Linked DNA regions of Homo sapiens: region 2 is linked to region 1. Evidence: chromatin loops called from intact Hi-C (ENCODE). Cell type or tissue: breast epithelium. All regions are shown on one strand.

The links. Peaks named below come from ENCODE experiments on the same cell type or tissue, not always from the same donor. Only the 100,000 strongest peaks of a DNase experiment are listed, where the experiment ranks them.
Region 2: it touches region 1 in a loop (22-fold over the local background); 2 of 110 quality-filtered maps call a loop at or near these places.

Annotation. Positions count from the first base shown.
Region 1 is chr1:35,923,019-35,928,018 of GRCh38, reverse strand. AGO1 (argonaute RISC component 1) reads right to left here. Exons shown (of 19, transcript NM_012199.5): 19 at 1-5,000. Among named protein-coding and RNA genes, the nearest start is that of AGO3, 5.6 kb to the left of the region's middle. In breast epithelium, no CTCF peak of the experiment used is centred here; a DNase peak (open chromatin) is centred at 2,033; H3K27ac peaks cover 686 bases.
Region 2 is chr1:35,852,423-35,857,422 of GRCh38, reverse strand. AGO4 (argonaute RISC component 4) reads right to left here. Exons shown (of 18, transcript NM_017629.4): 18 at 1-3,926. The coding sequence ends at 3,818. Among named protein-coding and RNA genes, the nearest start is that of AGO1, 28 kb to the left of the region's middle. In breast epithelium, no CTCF peak of the experiment used is centred here; no DNase peak of the experiment used is centred here.

The sequences.
Region 1 (5,000 bases):
ACATCACTGGATGAGGAGAGCAACTGAGTACAATCCTCTCACATGGGCCAAGATTAGAGTCAACTGGGCACCTGAGTTCAAATCTCTTCTCCTAGACCATCAGTTTCTACAAGGTAGAAAGTAAGTTACTTTATACTCTAGCAAGATACAATATAAAACATGGGCTTTAGGGACAGACACAGCTAACACTGAAGGCCCTCTCTTACTTGCTGTGAGCCTGGGAAAGTCACTCTGATTCATGTTTCTCATCTGTAAAAGTTGAAGTACCTTTGAGACCAGATGCTGCTTATCCAACAGCCCTTATCTCCTTTCTTGCTAGTAGACATGACTGAACTTTCTAGTCTACACGACTCAAAGGATAATTCATTAATCTAAGCCACTCCTGATGGATGATCTTACTTGCTTTGCCAATGACAGGAGTGAGATGACCCATTTCTAGCAAAGCCATGAGGCCGTATCTGTTGGAGCTTCCAGGGGAAGACTTCCTTGCTTTAGAAGGACACAGAAAAATCTGTCTCTCTTTTGCCAGACACGGTTCTGTCAGCATTTCCTTCCCAGAATTACAGTAGCCATATTGGGACCATGAGGCGAACTGGCGTGAGGATAAACATGGAGGATGGCAGAGCAAAAAAATTTCAAGAAACTGAGTCTTTGGTGTTATCACTGAGCCACTGAATTAACCAACCTTGGAGTAACATTAAATTAGGATTTCTTGTCATATGAAATGATAGTTTTCTTATTTAAGAAAAATTTAATCAGAATTTTGTAATATGCAATTGAAGATAACTGATAAACTATTTCGCATGTAAAGATGCTGTAAGATGCAATTATATAAGATACTGTAGAAAACACCTAGCTAAGTACTTCAAAGTACCCAAACAAACCCTTCCTCCTTTTGCAGCTCACTCTCATTAATAGCCCACAGGCCTTTTCCAAAAACCTGGCTAAAAGTTCCCACTGTCTCTTTTAAGAGGAAAGTTCCCTCCCTTTGGAAAATGGGGACAAAGGACCAAAGGCTCCCTAGAAAGGTCCCTCAATATTATTATACTTTGTCCAAAAAAAAAAAAAAAAAAACCCCAAACAAAAAACCATTGCCAAGAGGATGGTGGTGAAGATGCTACAGTCCAGAACAACAGGACACAGTATGTTCCTGCAGGGTAAGCCACAAAGGCCTAAAAAACCTTGGTATGATATACTGGAGAAGGCAGTTGTGCGTAAGTGGAAAACTAAATGCATCTAATTCCCCAGCAAATCCACTTTTCCAGCTCTTCCTTCTTGACACAGCTGCTTTGAAGGAGTACTTCTGTCATGCTGTGTGCCTTCTAAGCCGGCCTAGGCATTTCTCAGCCTATCATCAGAGGAATAAATGTCTGCAAAGCTAGAACAAAAATGGTGAGCTAATTTTCCAATTCGACATTACTTCCCATTCAGGCAGTAGACAGCAGCTTAAGGATGGCCCAGACTCAGAAATTCCAACTAGGCTTTTCCTTGCACTAACTCTTTCGTTTAGCCACCAAATCCTAATTGCCATGAGATTCTGGGGTCTGCTACACCAAGAGATACCAAACAAATACCCAGCCTGACTACCCCAAGGCAACTGCTAGTCCAGAATGTGCTCCAGCATATTTTGCCAATTGACAGAGCAGAAGGAAGGATGCTCAACCAGTAATGAAAAGGAATGCCCAGAGGTGCCAGGACAAGCCTTCACTGAAAACCTTGAGCTCCAGGACCAAACAATGCAGGCTCCCAGTCTTTTTAACTTGAGTAGCAACCACAGGCAAATCCTGAAGGCTTTTCAATATCAATCTTTTCTAAAACTAAAGTTTATAGCAAAATTTGCCATAATCATCCTCCTCCTATTCCCCCTGCTAAGTTCTTTATTTCTGCCTCACTCGGAGTCATAAATTTATGTCTTATTTCAACTGGTCAAAATCTGCTCCATGTCCAATCTGCTCTTCAAGTTCAACCAACCTCCCTAACCCTTGCTGCTGAAAAGAAGCATGGGGCTGGCTGGCTCTTTCCCAAGGGAGTCTGCCAGATGATAGCCACAGGCCAATTTACAACACTTGGCCTCCAGAGGAATGCTAGGTCCACGTATGTACACACTGGCTGCCACTGACGATTTCTCACTGGGGTATCCGCCAGGATCCTTCTCTGAGCCTTCTTACCCCCATGCATAGAAATAACAATGCTCTAGCAGTACCAGGAAGAATGCCAGAATTTACATGCTTGACAATTATACCACCAGCTTAAAGTACAAAACCATAGAACCTCCAACTTGGGGTGAGTGGGAAAAGACAATGATAATGTAGTTAAGTATCTGCTTACCTGAAGATTCAGGAATTCTGAGTTCATCCTGTGTACTCCTATCACTTCTTGATCCACTGCCCACCCAGCCCATACTCATAAACCACAGACTACTAGCCTATTTCAATTATATTTGCACATACTGATCTGTTGGTATATGCCATGACCCTGAGATGACAAAAATGAAGAGAATATAGCTTCTGCTCCTAGGAGTTCATAGGCTCTAAAGAAGACAAATTATGGAAATAAATATAGTATGCTACTATTATCTAGTATGCTGGAACATGGTTTATAATATTGGCTAGGAACAAAATTAGGTTTTGTTTATTCTTTTACAATTATCTCCTAATTGGTGGTAGTTGTGGTGAACTTGAAAGTCCTAGTTTTAGCCATTTTAGAATTGGTTTTTCCAATGCTCATTTTCAAGAAATACTGGAGAATAACGTAAGTAAGTCATAGAGTTACAAGATCCCCAAAAGATGGGGAGTAGAAAGGTAAAACACACAGAAAAAAAAAGAACTCCCTCTCTGCAGCAGTTCATGTTGTTAATCACTCCCTTCATGAACCTTCTTCTACTCTGATTTCTTCTCCTACCTCACCAAACTGGCTAAACAAAGAAACAAAAAACCCACAAACTGTCTACCAGTGATCTGTCACCTTAAGATCTGCTTCCTCCCCCGAACCTTTAAATTGAGTTTCTTAGGGGGCTGTATACTAGTTTCTCTTCTCTTTTTCTAAGCTATCTCATTCATGCCTATGGCTTTAACTACCATCTATAAGACTCCTGTATCTATAAATGCAGTTTTACAGTCTTACCTGAGCACCAACCTGTGTTTACTGGACACCTTACCCTTACTGCCCCACAAACACCTCAAAACTCAGTCTATACAACATTCTGTTTCTTCAAAAACTCCCCACCTTCCTTCTACAGTCTCCCCGTCACCCCCATCTTGACTGGCAGAATGTCCCAACACACTCCTATGGTCAAGGAGAAACCTGGGAGCTAACCTCTACTCCTGTCTTCTCCTCCCACCAGCCATCGAGTCCTATTAATTCTACCTCGTCTCTCAAATCTGTCCCTTCCTCCCTATATTCGTTGTTGTAGCCTTATTCCACTCCCTCATTATCTTCCTCCTATGCCAGGGGACTATTTGGCTAATCATATCCCCCACCAAACTTAATTCCCTTAATGAGACGGACACTATTTTCCTCATTTTGAATTGTGCCTCCCCTCCCCACAATACTGCTGGCACAGTGCTTTGCATGTTTGTTGAATGAAGAATAAATGAAGGCTCTGTGAAGTATTCCTGCATAACAATCTACAGTATTATTCTCACCTAAAATCTATTAGAGATGTAATCAGTCCCAAAAGTTTGTTTTGCTGGTAGGAAAAAAAAAGAGAAAGACCGCACTTTAGAAATAGAAGCCACTGTTGTCTTTATAAAACACAGAATTGTGCTGCTGCTGCTGCTGCTGCTGATGTTGCTTGCTTCAGAAGGAACTGTACATTACAGCTGCTGGGATAATTTCACAATGGACTGGACAAGGTACAGCTCAAAGCAGGACACAAACACAAATCTCAAAGGGAAACAAATGCAAACAAGTACACAGCTGTGGGGATCCAGAGACATTTCCCCATCCATGCTGGACTTGAGAGGGATAAAAAGTTTAGAAACTAAAGTGAAAACCAGAGTAGTCACACATGCCCACCACATGGCTGCTAAGTGCAACATCACATACCAATTAGGCTGGACTGTGTGCACAGGAAAGTAATTTCATTTTTCCTTATTGCTACTACACCAAGGGACTCAGTGCATTCAACAAATGTCTTTACTTGCACAATTCTTGGAGGGTTTCCTATTTTCCTCTGTAAAGAAGAAAATCTCCCTTTCCCACCTCATTCTGTTTTGTTTTTAGCTCATTCCTTCCCCTCCCTTTCTTGGATGCCCAAACAGCAGCCAGAGGCTCTAAGTCAGTATGAGTAGAGTAAGGGAGAGCACCAACCCAGCCTCTCTCCCTGCCCAGGGAGAAGGCAAGTCCTATTAAGTCGGAGGAAAGCGAAAACCAGAAAATACCTCCTTCCCAATCTGCTTAGAAGGCCAAATAGTAAAAAGTGCCCTGCATATCCCTGCCATGATCAGATTTTAAGAAGGAAGGTATTCCAGCTACCATCCTGGATTGGCCTAGGCCCCATATATAAATAAAAATAACGTCCCCCAATGTAGTTTCCAAAACTGCCTTTTGGCTAGTTTGAGATGATTTTTCTACCCTGATGGGGAAGAAACGTCCAACCTTGTTAGTTACACATGATTCCAGGTCCAAAACTGTCCCACCAGCCTTACAGATATCCTATGGGCCAGCTAATAGTCAGTGCACCCTTGGCTGCCCATCTTGAGTGCTGGCCTTATTCACAAACAGAAAAAAAAAGTATCCAAAAACACTGCTGCTTAGCTAAATAGGAGGCCACAGAGAAGCTATCTAGCAGGTGGGCATTAGGAGCTTTTTAGGGAAGTTTCAAATTTCTAGGTACCTTCTTCGGCTTTATGTTAAGCCTAAGTTCCCAGCAACAGTAGCCCCAGGCTTATCCCTGGAGGCCAGTGTAGCACCTCGATCCCTAATGGATCAGGTTGGACTGGATAAACAATCAAAGAACAGTGCTCTCCTTTCCCACCTTTTATTCAAATTCTCTCCAT
Region 2 (5,000 bases), 71 kb after region 1:
GTCAAATGAACAAATGCAAACATTTTCAGCCACTAGACGTAGAAAGAGCATGAATATGTCAATAGCAAGGCATAAGAAAATGGTTAATCAATAACAAGATCTTTCCTTTAATTTTACAAGGAAAACTTCTTGGAGTTGCAACAGTATTGATACAATGCCCTCAGCCTCCACTTTCTTAAAATGAAAGCAGAGCTACCACCTTGCTATTGAGCAAGAAAATATCACAGCACATTCACAAAAGGTCGTTAGGACAGGGTGGAGAGGGTGAGCCTTGTTAAACAGTGGATTATATTTTCCCACTTGAAGGGTAGGCAGCTTTGCCAGGTAGGCAAGCTCTGATAGAGGCTGGGCACCAGATCCTAAAACACAGACCATATAGAACATGTCTGCTTGAAAATCATCACCTTTGGAAGCAGCAAATAGAATTTACAGTAAGAATGAATATGTTCTGCTGCCCAGAACGCTGGCTGCATTAAGCCAGCTAGTTCACTTTATAAACCATTCAGGATTCAACAGCTAAGAACACCACCACCAAAACATAATTGGTTCAACATTTGGGTCATCACCACTCTCTTAATGTCCCCCCCCCCCCTTTTTTTTTTTGAGACAGAGTTTCGCTCTTGTTGCCCAGGCTGGAGTAATAGCTCACTGCACCGTCCACCTCCTGGGTTCAAGCAATTCTCCTGCCTCAGCCTCCCGAGTAGCTGGGATTACAGGCATCCACCACCAGACCCAGCTAATTTTCTGTATTTTTAGTAGAGATGGGGTTTCACCATGTTGGTCAGACTGGCCTCGAACTCTCGACCTCAGCTGATCCGCCCACCTAGGCCTCCCAAAGTGCTGGAATTACAGGCGTGAGCCACCGCGCCCGGCCAATGTCCCCACTTCTTATCCCCAAATTATTACTCTTTAGCGTTGCTACATTTAAATCTTTCACACCACATGACAGTGCCTCAACAGGCTGCATTTAAAAAACAAAACCAAAACCAAACCAAACAGCCTAAAACTACTTCTAGAGAATGCACACCTCCCATTGATTGACACATGCATAACGATTCAGTCAGTCCCGAGGGGGTTACCTATTCAAATTGTCAAGCCGAATTAAAGTAAAACTATGCATTCAGACTTGCTTGCAATCATATTGCTGCAACTCTGATTCTGCAGTGATTAGCTCTAAAGATTCACCCCTCAGCAAGTTTTTGCCAATAATCCCAGCTCTTCCAAATTTCTTTCCTTTTGTCCAAAATGACAGCATTGCACCTTTAATGGTACTATTTTCCTATAAAAATAGGCCTCCCGGCTTTTCTTCCACCACCACACTGATTTACCCCAGTGTACCAGGACTGACTGAGGTCTTACAAGCTGTATTGTTCGAGGTCGAGCGTAGAGCAAGACAAGCTAATCAGGGCTTTCGGGAACATAGCCTTGCTCCCTGCTCCATACATGCCAGGAGATGGTGAGAAGTGATGCTTCTTCTGTGCGTTATTAATAAGCAAGCCCGAGGCACTCAAGTGCAGGTGTGGTGCCCGCTGGCCAGCCAGCCAGTCACCAAGAGTTCTTCACATCTTGGATTCCAGCAAGTCCTCCTTCTCCTAAAAAAGCTTCCGTTTTTTCCTCCTCTTGGGTCCAGAGTGGCCATGCTGAAGGGTATTCTCTGTGCTCTCCCTGAACAAGTGTGAATAAAAGCAGCAGCCAAGCAGCCAGCCCCTCACCAACATGTCCTGATTTGTATTATCCAAGTGAGGTATTTGCAAAAAAAAAAAAAAAAAAGGAAAATTTTAAGAAATTAACATCTGCCATCTCTTCACTCCTGGCTATGTTGTGCTTCATTTTACAGAACTTGCTTTCATCCCACTATCTGCAGGGATTAAGGACGTCTGCACTCAGCTTAATGAGCAACAGGCCTCGATCGACATAAAACTCTCTCAGAGACCAGTCTCAGCAAACACAGGTGGCGCCGTTGATCAACAGCACATGGAAATGTAAACTTCAATGTATTTACAAGTTTATTTAAACGACTGAAGAAAAACAGTGCTTTATATTGCTGGGATTTTGAGAAGGCTAGTTTATGAGATTTGGACCGTCTCATGAGTTCAAGCAAACACCCTTCACCATCATTTCCCCACCAGCAGTTTCCAGGCAGGGGCGGCAAAATTGTTTTCACCCCATTGTGTCTATCTCTTTCCCTAGCTCCTTCCTCAGCCATATAGAGTGTGGCTCCAGGCCTTTTATCCCCTTTTCCATCCCTCACTCCTGATGTCCTGGATAGAGAATTACAAGTCAGTAAACTCTGGGCTGGGAAACACTGGCTGGTGCTACCAAGACACTATGTAACTGTTGTCCATTCACAAAGTATTATCTACACTACATACAGAATACATTTTCCCCTACATTTTAACTGATGCTCGCTTTAGAGCAACTCCCTTTGTTTGGACAAGAAAGGAATCCCATCTCCCTGTGAGTGGAATCCAGAATCTATTAAGAAAAATCAACCTTTTCCACACAGTTTTAGTTTAATAAAAGGAAGGAAAACCCACCAAGTACATTTCATGTCGAAAGAGAAGCAAAAAATTTGTACTGCAAGTAGTCGTGTGAGTTACCTTGATTCCCAGGAAAAGAAATTTTAAATGCTGGTACATTTGCAAGTTGCAGCATCACTCATTGTACCTTAAGGACTGGCAAAGCCTTTCCAATAAGGAAGCATCCTGGTTCTAGCTTATTTTAAAACAAAGTGACAGGACACCAACTGTGAATATAAAACAGGTAAAAATAATTCTTTAAAAAGGCATGGAAATATATGTCTTTTCTGACTGGTTTCAGAAATTGCCAGATTATGATATATAAGAAATAGCTGATAAAATCATACTGAAATCTCATCTAGAAAACTACATTGTTGGGGAAGGAAGAGGAGAGACCTTAAAAAATGTTTATTGCCAAAGTTAAGTTTCTATGAGAAAAGTTTAAAAATCATTTAGATTTAACAAACCACACAGCAGCATAAAATGGGCACTTTTGAAAACTTGGAAAAATACTAAAAGCAATTTTTTTTTCCAAATAGGGGAAACATGAGTACTTTTATCATGGCAGTGTTATCTCCGTCACTGTGACATGCATTACATCTGTTTATGTCACACATTCACAAAAGTCGACCAAATAAGAGAACTGCCTATTTGAATCTGCAGCCAAATATAGTGCAAATTGCCTGTCAGCATGTACTTGCACCAGCACAAGTCTGCAGAGATCAATAAGATAAAGTAGTAAAACTAATAAAACTCTGTAAAACTTTCAAAAATTAATGCTCATTAAAGGCATTTACAGTGGCAAAGTCAGAAATCTTCATTAAAAAGTCTATGGACCCACACAATTAAATAGTTACACTGAACTGAAGTAGATTGTTTGGTTTTTCTCTCCCACTTATGCATATACCCCACTCAATGACTACAGAAAAAAGGAATAATCTTCTCTTCTAAGACTAGAGGGATGCGGTGAACACCACAGCTAGCAAAATATTCCATAGAAACCCTTCTTGTAAAGTCCTTTAGAAAGTTCAGGCTGATCAGCCTTTGCACATTGAGGTAAAAATTCAGTCCAGTGCATCAGAAAAGATAATCTATTAGTATCTATTACTTTAAAAAAATGGCTCAATTTTGTTGACGCATCAGACAGTGCTGCAAAGTATAGATTCAGTGCAACTATTCCGAGCTGCTGGTAGAAGACCACCTGAAGTCAACGTGGCTCGATCTAGAGGCGGTAGGCATTTGAAACATTTTGAGGCTGCATGGGGTGCCAAATTGGTTGAGTTCTTTTTCTGAGACTCTCAGGCAAAATACATCGTGTGCTGGGTATCATGGTGGATTTGCACAGCCTTAGCCAAGGCCTGAGGATCCCGGCCGTTGCTCTGTCCTGACACATGACTGCCTTCCGCACTGTAAAGAGAATAAAACAAAACAAAACAAAGCAAAACAAACAAACAAAAAACCAAAAACAACAACAACAAAAAAACAAAAAACAGGTGTAACAGAAGACCACTTCAAACTTCACACGTTTCAAATAGCACAAACAGTACTAGATTCTAGAATATCTTAGGCTTAAGCTTTAGCTTCTTGAATAATTTGTTATGTCCTTCTAAATATCAGTTGACTCAACTGAATTTCTTTTTTTTTTTTTTTTTTTTGAGACAGAGTCTCGCTGTCTCCCAGGCTGGAGTTCAGTGGCGCAATCTCGGCTCACTGCAAGCTCTGCCTCCCGGGTTTACACCATTCTCCTGCCTCAGCCTCCCGAGTAGCTGGGACTACAGGCGCCCGCCACCACACCCGGCTGATTTTTTTGTATTTTTACTAGAGACGGGGTTTCACCATGTTAGCCAGGATGGTCTCGATCTCCTGACCTCGTGATCCGCCTGCCTCGGCCTCCCAAAGTGCTGGGATTACAGGCGTGAGCCACCGCGCCAGGCCAACTGAACTTCTTTAATGAGCTGCTGCAAGAATTAAATAATATAATGTCTGCAAAGACACAATCCTTAACAGTATCCATATAAAGATTTCCACTGCCCACTATGTCTGGCTAATTTCTTTAGGCTTCAGTCAAATGTCATTTTTCTGCACAGAAATCTTCTTTGACTTTAAGGTCCAGGTCAGAGCCACCTGGAACATGCTTTAACAGAATCCTATATTTTTCTTTCATGGTACTAAACACAATTGAAATTAAATTATTACTTGGGTAATTATTTATTTTCCCACTGGGATATAAACTCCAAGAAAGCAGCAATTTTGTCCACCTTGCTCACCACTGTATCCTTGGTGTCTAGCACATAATACAACAAAGTCTCAATAAACCATTAGTTGAATGAATGCATCTACGTACCTAGCATAGTGATGGAACATAGGAAATTCCCAGCAAATGCTATTGTGCCACCAGTCTCTTCTTGTCTTCCCTTCACTAACTATATAACCTTGGACACATAATAACTCCTCTGAACTTTGGTCTTTCGGAGTAACAAC